Linked DNA regions of Homo sapiens: all the other regions are linked to region 2. Evidence: chromatin contacts called from ENCODE Hi-C data. All regions are on one chromosome and are shown on one strand. Each heading gives the region's core, a stretch centred on a gene start or an enhancer-like site at or near the end of the contact. The rest is flanking DNA. Distances are from core to core; before and after follow the strand shown.

Region 1 (3,798 bases), core at 10-2,509, 420 kb after region 2:
CACGTTCGGTATGTTAGAAGAACCGAGGCAGCTTATTAGCACAAAGTAGACAATCCTGTTTCCTGGCAGTTAGTGTGGGCGGGTGGGTTACACAGTGGAGCACTAGAGCCTCTCCAGCGCAGCCTCTATTCACTTGCAGTGGCCTGGGCTCGTCTGAGGCATGTGCTGTCAGAACTTTATTGCCTCTCCTAGACCAGTGTCCACCCTTCCCCCATCCCAGGAGCCAGAGCACGTGAATTCCCCTTTGCTCTCCAACTCTCTTTCTTGTACACGACACAAACCTTGAGTATGGGCTCTGCATTTCTCTAGAGAGCTGCTTCTCAAACTTCAGCCCAGAGGGCTTGTTAAAACAGAATGGCGGCCAGGTGCGGTGGCTCACGCCTGTAATCCCAGCACTTGGGGAGGCTGAGGCAGGTGGGTCACCTGAGGTCAGGAGTTGGAGACCACCCTAGCCAACATGGCAAAACCCTGCCTCTACTAAAAATACAAAAATTAGCTGGGCATGGTGGTGCATGCCTGTAATCCCAGCTACTTGGGAGGCTGAGGCAGGAGAATCGCTTGAACCTGGGAGGCAGAGGTTGCAGTGAGCTGAGATCGTGCCACTGCACTCCAGCCTGGGCGACAGAGCAAGACTCTGTCTAAAAAAAAAAAAAAAAAACCAGAGTGGTGGGGTCCCACGTCCCACTCCCCAGAGTGTCTCAGTCAGGAGGTCTAAGCTGGGGCCAGAGAATATCCCAGGTGATGATGCAGTTGGTCCAGGGACCACAGTCGGAGTAAGACAATTTTTTTTCCTTTTAAAATACTTTACAAATTTCATGCTGTGGTTATTGTCTGTATTAAACCGGAAATTGGGAGGTAATAGCATTTATTTGTTTGAGTTTGTAAATATCCAGTGTCCAGCTCTAGATTCAATGAGCAAAATAACTATTTAGGTAAAAGGTAAGGACCTCACTGAGGAAGGAAGGAAGGAAGGAAGGAAGGAAGGGAGGGAGGGAGGGAGGGAGGTTGGATGGGAGGGGAGGGGAGGAAGAAAGAGAGAAAGAGAGGAAGAAAAAGATATACGCAGTTGGAAAAGCCAGATTCTAGAACATCTCTGGAAGGTGTGATTCTAAAGCAAGCACAGCTCCACGGCTGGACTACAAGGAATGTGGCTTTTCTCTGTGTTTTCCTACTGCACGGGGCTAGCAGGGGTCGATTATCCTACCAACCTGAGTCATTCTTCACTAACGCGGGGGGCGATGGGCAGAGGGCAAGCCGGGAGGCCAGTGCCTGCCCGGGGCGCACCTGTCACGCTGAGGGAGGGCAGCCCGCGCCCTTTGGCTGATCCCACTGCCTGGAAACGAGCCAGACTCCTCTGCCTTTGAAATCCTGTTCCTTGGAGCAATCCCGGCTCGCTAGGTTTAATTGTTTCGTCTCTTTTTTTCTGGTTTATGAAGCCGCCCCGCCTGAAGTCCGCCCCTTGCGCAGCGGCCCGGAAAGGTGGGAGGAGTGCAGGCTGCGCTCCCCGCTCGGGGAGAGTCGGTTCCTATTTCCTGATTATAAAGAAGCATTCTTTGGGAGCTGATGAATTGCGGCGGGGCTAGGGCCGGCAGGACGCGCACCTGTGATGCTCTGCAGCCGCCGGAGTCTGTTTATGCATCAAATGTGCCCACAGATTTTTCCTGGTGCTTGGGGAGACGGGGGAGGCGGTGCGGGCAGCCTCCCGCCCCCCCGCTCCCCCCCGCCAAACACACACACACAGGTTTGAAAGCCTCTGAGACCTTGCTACTAAAAATGTGGTCTACGGACCAGCAGCATCACCTGGGAGCTTGTTAGAAATGCAAATCTCGGGCCCGCCTAGACCTACTGAATCAGCATCTGCATTTTAATGAATCCTGGGGTAATTCCCTATTTACGTTAAAGTTTGAGAAGCGCGACGCAGGGGTCCACGGCAGAGAAAAGGTTAAGAACTCTGATCTCAGACAAGGAAAGGGAGGAAAGAGGAGGGAAAGTCCAGTCCCGGATTTGGAAGGGGGAGCGGAGGGTTAACCCTGAGGTTTACCGCTGGAGTGGAAGACAGAGAAATTAACATATGGAGTGAGTTAGCGGAGAGGTCGTTGAAATTGGGAGTAAACACAGGCAGGGGACAGCTCAGTTTGCCCAGGGGGAGGGGTGGAAAGAGAAGAGATGGGGTTAAGTGGGTGCCACCCACACTCCCAGGAAAGTTGGGTAGGTTGCATGCTGTGACCTTTGGCTCCTCCTCCCGCGTGTTTTCTGAGACTCAACCAACACATTTTGGCACGCACACAGGGTAGACCACAAAACAGCAGAGGCCAGAGCTTGAGGGCAGGCGTGGAGCCGAGGTAAAAAGCACCTGGGAGTTTCTTAATAAGCAGGCTGACGTGGTGAAAAAAATTCTAATGCAGGAAGAAAGAGAAAGCACGTGGTCATAAAAAGTGTGCCCTGGCATCCTACATCCATACCCAAGAGGACATGCCTGGCAGAGAGTGCACCCGTGGAGCCAGGGTGACTGCAATCCTCTTGGGCCCAGATCAGCTCCTGTCTGTGCCCAAGAACCAGCTCGCTCTCCATTTTCTGCACTAGGGGAGGAGAGAAGAAGTCCTGAGAGTGTTAAAGAGCAAGTAATCCAAAAAGAAATGACATGGATTTGGCATAAGGGCCTTTCTAGGCCCCCATCTGACACCCTCTTGCCCTCACTTACTGTCAGCGCTGCTGGAACCAGGTGGTGGTGGTGAGGGAAGGAAACTTGAGTTACAGCTCCAAAGCAGGAGAGATACTTTCCAAATCTGAAGTAGGTGACACACTTCCAGACACCCCTCTATGGCTCTTTCTTCAGTCCTGTTCAACATTTTTTTGCAAGGGGCAGATGGACCAATGTAAGACAAACACCTAGCTGGGCGTGGTGGCTCTGCCCGTAATTCCAACAGTTTGGGAGGCCGAGGCAGGCGGATCACTTGAGGTCAGGAGTTCGAGACCAGCCTGGCCAACATGGTGAAAACCAATCTCTACTAAAAATATAAAAATTAGCTGGGCATGGTGACGCACGCCTATAGTCCCAGCTACTCGGGAGGCTGAGGCACAAGAATCTCTCTTGAACCCGGGAGGCAGAGGCTGCAGTGAGCTGAGATTGTGCCACTGCACTCCAGCCTGGGTGGCAGAGTGAGACCCTGTCCCCAAAAAAAAAAAAAAAAAAAAAAAAAAAAAAAAAAAAAGACACACACCTATCAAATTTCTGGTTGCCCCAAGCTGGCAGAGCAATTAAAAGACTGGATAATCTACTAGGATTCCAGTGATGTTCCCACAGACTGTTACAATAGAGATAGTCGCATCAGTATTTTTATTCATTCATTTATTTATTTTCCTCTGCATCCTCTTGTATAAAGGTTTTGAGACGATTTGCAGAAATTATAGTAAATTACATTCAAATATTTAAATAAAAATGCAAAAGTCGTATTCCGTTCTAGTACCAATTAAAATTAGCAGTCAAGACTGATGGGAATGGTGACATTTGATAGGGAAAAATATAAAGTCCTAGCCTCGATCCAGGAAGCAGAAGTCCAGGTATAGGATGTGAGGAATGTGTCTTAGTGACATCTTGGATGAAAAAAAGCTGTAATGGCCACTAAATTCAGTATAAGTAAAGAGTGGGGGATGGTGGCCGGAGAAAAAAGAATCCTGCTATAGGCTACAGTCAGATGTAATTGTCTATGAAAAGGGAAATGATAGTCCCACTCTTGTCAAGACCACTCCTGGCACATTCCGCTCAGTTCTGAAAGTCATACTTTGAAAAAGTCATTA
Region 2 (3,879 bases), core at 1,297-3,796:
ATGAGCCTTTATACCCCTGCATAACCCTGTCACTGAATGTGGGTTGCCCCCAAGAAGGGGTGTGACCTTAAGGATGTTTTCTGAAGGGACAGTCAATGTGAACTGTCCTCATGCCAACACTCCCAGAAGCTGGGGGAATAAGTGCCTCGGTCCTGAAGGGACATCTGCATCCACTAAACCTCCCTGTACCTCAGTTTCCTCATCTATAAAATGTGGATAATCATAGTGCCTACATTACTGGTTTAGATCAGGATTAAAAGAGTTAATTCGTAGAACGTCCTTAAAACAGTGGCTGCTGCATACTATTTGTAGTGCTAGGATTTTAGAAAACATCCAATAAATCTTTTTCAAATGAATAAATAGATGAATGAGCTCTTTCAACCCTGTCCAGAATAAAAAACAAATGTCATGTTTGCTCATTTTGGGGAAAAAAGCCCACTAGCCAGGTGACAAAGCATTTGGCTGGAAAGCAGAGAATTCAATATATTTTAAACCATGGGACTCCTGTGCAGAGGAAATTTAAATCTCCTTTTCAAAACATTTGCTGCACCTGAGGGTCCAGTATTCCCCATGTGCGCATTGCCAGAGTCCTTTACCCTCAGTGTGTTGAGCTGCAGTATGGGGATTTGACAGCTGAAGACAGCTCAGCAGGGTGCAGGAAAGCAGACATTTAATGTGCTTTGACAATACAAAGGGTTATATAAACGACCCAGTTTCTGTAATTTTGCTGTAACTGTCATGAGAATTGCTATAGACAGATACGGAGAAGGCCCTGTTTATGCACTTAAACTTTAAAAGGTTTAACCACTAAACACAGTCTCTTTCTCTTCCCCTCCCCTCCTCACAATCCTGCATTTAAATTGCATGGAGGTGGGGGTGCAGGGCCAGGGGATGGCAGTTGAAATAATGGGTTGCCTTTATCCGCCCAGCTTCTGGATCAGCGCCCCACTTTCTGACTCCTGGGCCAAGCACCTGCCCCTGGCCAGCCTTCTCTGGAAGATTTCCTTCCCTACCTGCTCGCGACAAGATGCTGAGAGGGGGAGGGATGGCAGGAAGTGAAATGCACTGGCTCTGAGCTTACGGCTTTTGCCCAATTTAAATCTGGTTCCCATCCCAGTGTTCAGAGCACGTTGCTGTTTGATTCTTGCCATCACGTCTTAGAAGACTTTGCCCAAGGTGGGGGTGGGGATAGTTCTAAAGCCAGACAGGCAGGAGGCAGGAGGGTTTATGCAGGCAGATACCACAGGCTTCCAAGCTAAGTGCCTTAGCAGGGAGAGCTCCCGGCTGCTGCTGACATTTCTCAGACAGGAGATCAATAAGTGGGCAGAGCTTGAAAAGCAAATCATGCTTCGACCTGCCCTGGGGAACCCTCAGCAACTGTCTTGGTAGAGAAGGTGTCCCAGAGGAGGCCAGGAAAGACAGGGGGACGCAGAGAGCCTTGATATTCTGAGATGGGGGCAGGGAAATCGAGACTGCCCAAGGAGATGAAAGGGGCAGATGCTGCCATCCTCCCTACTCCCATCCTCCCTCCACAGTTCTTGCTGAGTGTGTTAAGACCCCTGACTTCTGCCTCCTAGGTAAAACCAGACATTTGGAGGTGGATCTGCAGCTGATGTAGCATTTACAGTCCAAATGAGCTTGGCTTGAGCATGGAAAGCTGCTCCAGCTGAGAGACCCTCTATCTGTGGTTGAGCCCCTCCTACTCTCTGTCCAACCAGCACCCAGGAGGAGTTTAAATATTTCTCCACACTCCAATCACATGGTCAAGAAAATTTTCTAAAGCAGATAGTCATGCACTCACACACACAAAGTGGACCCCACAGAACTGGAAGTAGGTACAAAACTTGGTTCTGATCTGGTAAACCTGGTCCACTGCAATAATTTAAACTCTCTTTTGGAAATTCAGTCTCCTTGACTTTAAATTGTCCCTGTCTTAGTACGTTTCGTGTTGCTATAAAGGAATACCTACCACTGGGTAATTTATAAAGACAAAAAGTTTTTATTTGGCTCACAATTCCGATGTCTGGAAAAGTTCAAGATCAGGTATCTGGTGAGAGCCTCAAGCTGCCTCCACTCATGGTGGAAGGCAAAGGGGAGCTGATGGGTTCAGAGATCACATGGTGAAACAGAAAGCAAGAGAGTGAGGAAGGAGACGCTGAGCTCTTTTAACAAACAGCTCTCAAGGGAATTAATAGTTAGAACTCACTCACTCTTTCCAGAATGGCACCAAGCCATTCACGAGGGATCCACCCCCATCCAACACCTCCCATTAGGCGCCACCTCCAACACTGAGGATCAAGTTTCAGCATGAGGTTTGAAGGGGACAAATATTCAAACCAGAGCAGTCTCTCTCTCCAGTTTGCTTTCCTTTACTTGATCCTCTCCAAGATGGTACCTGGATATGGGGTGGGAACATGCTACATCCTTCTGGTGGTGGAGGAAGGGGATCTATCAGTGTTATCATTCCAATTCCTGGGCGCTTCATGTCTCCACCACAACAGATGTCCCACAACGCTGACAACTGCTGAAGTCTGTGGTTAGTGAACCTGTGGTTTCCTCTTTGCTGACTCAGTCCGTACTCAGCCCTTGCTGCTATTGAATGTCCCCTGAGACATGGTCATGACCTCTATTCAATCTCCCATTCAGGTGGCCCAATCCACTCACTTGACTCTAGAATTTTTTCCTTTTTTGAGCTCTTCTGCCTGTGTCTTGCCAACATCTCTGTTCCCCTAGGGGCCTTTGAGCATTTCTGGCATCTTTTGTGTGCCAAATGGAGCCCAGGATAGCTCAGGAATGCTAACTCGACTTGCTCTCTGCCTCACCAGTAGCTACTTGAGGTTACTGCGGGTACACAGCGCTAGGCTGGCTCCTCCTGGAGTCCCAGACAGAGAGTAAAATGACTGCACTTCTGCCATTGGCTTTTCCTTCACTCCAATTAGACAACTCCCCTCTCTGAAACTTTCATCCAGACAGAGCTAGAAGGAGCAGGATTTTCTGGTCTAGTTGAAGCTTCACTCATGCCATATATACTGTCTTCCTGATCCAAGCTTCCTCATGGTTTAGCCTTCATGGCAGAGGCTGGATGGAGAAAGAAATGGTTTCTCTTCTCAGTTTGGGTTCTTTTGAAAGCAAAGCATGACACAAAGTCCTGGGTGAAGGTAGCTTATTTCAAAGGTAATCCCAGTGAAGAAGTAAAGTGAATGAATGGAGAAAAAAGAAGGGATTAAGACACAGTAGGAACAAATATCAATATAATGGAGGGCAACAGGGACTGATTTCCCAGGAAAGCATATAGAATGCCTTGTAGAATTGTCCACTGGAAGGGCAGGAGGTTGGGGCATTTATTCACTAGCCACTGTCTGACCCTGGTGAGGATTGTCCCTGAGGATGTTAACTTTCTCCCATTTCTGAGCTACACAAGCACATGACCTGGGCAAACTTTCACATAAGTAATGAAGGTTCAGGGGCAGAAAGAAGACAGACGCTTGGCTTAAGGTAAGTCTGCCCATTGCAGCTGAGGCTGAAACTGGAGGTGGGCCAAGGGGGTGATGAAGGTCTCTAGAAGTGTCTGATATACTTCCCCAAAGGAAATTTAAATGAGGAGGAATTATTTAGACCATATTACTGTATGCCTTAAATATTTGGTCTAATCTCCTTGTTTTAATGGGAGAAAACTGAGGCTCTACAAAGTCCTGATTCACCCAACATCAAAATAGTCAAACCCTGAGCCATATCTACAACTTGAGTGCTGGAGATTCAGGTCAGAGCTCTTTTTACTGTATCATACAAATCCATTCAGCCAACAATAGAATCTTTATTAACTATCCATGATGTTCATAGGATTGTGAAGTATAACGATAGTTCCTGCTTTCAGGGAAG
Region 3 (3,559 bases), core at 641-3,140, 320 kb before region 2:
GATTTCACTTGAAAAAGGCTGTTCTCTGGAACTGTCTTTCCTACTTTCTCTTAAGTACTTTCTGTAGCCACAGAAGTGCAGACCGCTTAGCATCTGCTCAAGTACAAAACTGATCTTTACATAATGCTGGCTGGGATTGGGGGAAGTGCAAGTAGAAGAAACCATTCTAGTCATTGAGCTTTGTTTTTTGGAATTATAGTCTTAAAATGTCTCTAATTCCCTGGATGTTAATGCTTGTGGAAGGAATAAGTGAGAGTTAAACTTCCCTTCTGAAAAAGAACATAAGCAGGTATTAAAAGAGAGTTATGAGAATCAGTAAGAATTATAGTTAAGGGTGGGACTGCCTGGATTCAAATCGTGGCTCCATCACTTACCATGTGACTTTAGGCAAATTACTTGAAATCTCTGCTTCAGTTGCCTCAGCTGCCAAGCAGAGAGAATAGTAACATCTATGTCATAGAGGTAGATTTGTGAGGACTAAATGGATTAATACATGTGTAGCTCTTGGAAGAATGCCTGTCATGTGGTAAGTACTATGTGAGTGTTAGCTGTAATGCCTATCTTAAGTCTTGAACCCTAGAAGCAGTTCCTGTGATGCCACAGAGTCATACATTGGGTACATATACCTACGCTGAAACTAATAGAAGTGTGAATTGGTGCACCCACTTTGAAGAACTGTTTGGCAGCATTCATTAAAGTGGGATATATACAAATCTATGACCTAGCAATTTCATTCCTAGGAATATACCCAACAAAAATGGGTACATAGGCACACGGAAAGAAATGTTTAAAGCAGCATTAGCTATAACTGTAAAAGAAACTGGAAACTACCCAAATGCCCATCAAAAGTCAGAAGAATAAACTGTTTTGTTCAAGTTCAGTTGAAAGAGTATTCTCAGGAGGGGGAAGGCAGGAAGCAGGACAGGGCATAGGGAGGAGCTAAGGATGTGGTTGAGCTGGAGCCCAGCTTTAACCTGATTCCAGGGTGGTTCTTGGGGCATAAATGACACCAGAGTTATCTTACCATGAAGCAAGGGGGTTGACTTTTTATACTGTTATGTCAGTCAGTCATTGGCTATGAGATGCTGGGGCTGGGGCACTTTGGACTGGGGACTCAGTTCCTGTTAGTTGAGGACAATCCTCCAGAGAAGGCTGCAGCTGTAAGCTCTTAGCAGTCAACAGCTCACAGCAGCTGGAAGCTGGGTGCACCTGCCAAAAAGGGGATCTGGGCGGGGCAACAACACTGTTTATTTTTCATAGCCAGGTTTTTATTGTAGTGACATCAGAAGAACTGTAAGGCCAATGATAAAGCAAGTCTTTCAGAGGTAAGGCACATAGCTTCCTGGGCATTCTTTTTCAGGAGCAGGAATGTCCACATGTGCTCACGAGCCCGAGAAGTCTGTACCTGCAGATGAGTGATGAGCTCGTGAATGTACCTGCTCCTCCAACAGCAGTTGCCTCCGTATAAGCTTAAAGCATTAAGGCTCCCCTTGTCATCATGTTCCTTCCACTCAAGCGGCCCCTCCCTTAGCCCTGCTTCTTGGGATACTTACCTTTCTAGACCACTACTTTTAATCTAAGTTTTTCTCTGCCTTCTGACCATCTCTATTCCTATGAGGGAAGTGAAAAGAAATGTACAAAATACATCGTCATTTATTGGAGGCTCACTGGCTCCTTAGTCTGTTTGCTTGGCAGTGAAATGTCACCACACCAAGAGCTCATGACTTAATCAGCATTTATATAATCTGCCCCTCTCTTTGGGAGATGAAGCCAGTGAGCTCTGCTAGATGCATGTTTGATTTCTAGAAGGTATTTCTGCTGGCCGTGACTCTCTCAGTATCCAGCTCTCCACTTGCACTGAACAAGGCAACATTAAAGCAAGCTGAGTCACTCTGTAGACAAATAGGAAGCCACTTACTTCCCTGTCTCTGCACCTAGGGAATGCTGGGAGAGCCGGTGAACACCCCAGCACTAGTGGGGCTGGGAGTTTTAAAGTACTACATGAAAAAGCCAGACTCACACTAACATACACATTTCTTAATTTCAATTCAACAAAGTGGGAGAGGTGCACATCAGCCTACCTGGGAGGTAAAATCTGGGAAAGGAAACTAGAATGTACAGTGGCACTAAGCTGAAATCTGCAACATGTACCATTTTCAAGCATTGGTTTGTTAGATAGTAAGTAGTTTGCTCATTCATTCATTCAGCTGGTATTCAGTAACTATCCTCTATGTGTCAGTTTCTGTGCTCCATGCTGGACCTATCAAGGAAATTAGCCACAAAACAAATAATTGTAATTGTGATAAGTATTATAAAGGGCCAAATCCAGTAGGAACTGGGAGCTCTAGCATATTGCTTACTACTACCAGGAGAGAAGTTGGGAAGATTTTTAGCATAGGGACTGCTACTTCTGACACACATGAAACTTTGTGGGTTCATCAGAAGGCCAAAACCAAAAAGGTTAAAAAATTAATTTTTGGACTCCAGTGCTTTGCATGCAATGAATGACTGCACAGATGCCTGCCAGTTCATTCACACATTCGTTTGACAAACATCTGAACACCTCCAGGACATACCAACTGGACAGACTCATTTTTGATTCTTCAGGTATAGCCATGTGCCACATCATGACATTTCAGTCGATGACAGATTGCATATACAATGGTGGTCCCATAAAATTATAATGGAGTGATATGATGGAGTAGGCTATACCATCTAGGTTTGTGTATGTAAACTCTATGATGTTCACACAATGACAAAATCGCCTAATGTGCATTTCTTAGAGTGTATTCCCACCCTTAAGCGATGAATATCTGTAGTAACATTTTTGCATTCTGCATCAAGGGCATCATCCCTTTCTTCTATCCTCCCTGGGCTGCTCTGCTCAGATATACCTGAAGATCACCTGGGTAGGTTAGAATTTAAAAGAAAACCCTGATGGAAGAAGAAAATGATTCCATCAAGAAAAATTGTTAATTGTGTTTTCTAAACCTTTTCCCCAAGGAGGTTTTCAAGCAAGCGGTGAATTTTCATGTGCAAAGCAGGAGGGCTTGTTTATGTCTTTAACCTTGATGAACAACAGGAGAGCTGGCCAATGTTCGTGTGATTGTTGGTCACTACGTGACTCAGTGGTCAAAACAAAACCCATGGGACCTGACTCCTGAGGCCTGTGCTTCACTATCAGCCATAACTTCCTCATTTCTTTTTATGGCTGGTGGATTTGGCCCTTTAAATAGCATTGCATGAAGCTAGCGCAGTCAACAGTTCAGGATTTGAGCTAAATGGAGGCAGCATAGGCCAGATAGGTAATGTAATACAGTAGCACAGCAGCAGCAAGAGCAACAGTAATGATAGTGATAGCAGGAGTAGGAGTAGTAACCATATTGTGTGTGTTGTGCACTGTACTTAGCACTTGTCCTCATTATCTTATTTAATTCTCTCAACGGTCTCAGGATATATGTACAATCAACCGTCCACATCCATAGTTCCATATCTGCGGATTCAACCAAACTTGGATAGAAAATATTTTTTAAAATAACAATACAAATGTAAAAATAAT

What was found. Hi-C counts contacts between places; a loop is a spot of excess contacts on that map. Pooled maps may share reads with other maps.
Region 1: a pooled map shows a loop between it and region 2 (6-fold over the local background). The contact joins two enhancer-like sites. A Hi-C loop is called at or near these places in 3 of 37 single-sample maps with no recorded cell type and 7 of 50 pooled maps.
Region 3: a map with no recorded cell type shows a loop between it and region 2 (7-fold over the local background). The contact joins two enhancer-like sites. A Hi-C loop is called at or near these places in 8 of 37 single-sample maps with no recorded cell type and 5 of 50 pooled maps.

The regions. Positions count from the first base shown.
Region 1 is chrX:39,612,317-39,616,114 of GRCh38, forward strand. No RefSeq gene overlaps it. Among named protein-coding and RNA genes, the nearest start is that of MIR3937, 47 kb to the right of the region's middle. RefSeq lists an enhancer at 2,255-2,454. Within about 2 kb of position 1,260, at least 5 of the 41 ENCODE cell types and tissues checked have a DNase peak (open chromatin) inside an H3K27ac peak, as active enhancers do.
Region 2 is chrX:39,194,190-39,198,068 of GRCh38, forward strand. All of the region lies in intron 2 of LOC105373175 (a long non-coding RNA gene), which reads right to left. Among named protein-coding and RNA genes, the nearest start is that of LINC01281, 130 kb to the right of the region's middle. Within about 2 kb of position 2,547, at least 4 of the 41 ENCODE cell types and tissues checked have a DNase peak (open chromatin) inside an H3K27ac peak, as active enhancers do.
Region 3 is chrX:38,878,766-38,882,324 of GRCh38, forward strand. All of the region lies in intron 1 of LOC124905177 (a long non-coding RNA gene), which reads left to right. Among named protein-coding and RNA genes, the nearest start is that of MID1IP1-AS1, 77 kb to the left of the region's middle. RefSeq lists an enhancer at 1,030-1,079. Within about 2 kb of position 1,891, at least 9 of the 41 ENCODE cell types and tissues checked have a DNase peak (open chromatin) inside an H3K27ac peak, as active enhancers do.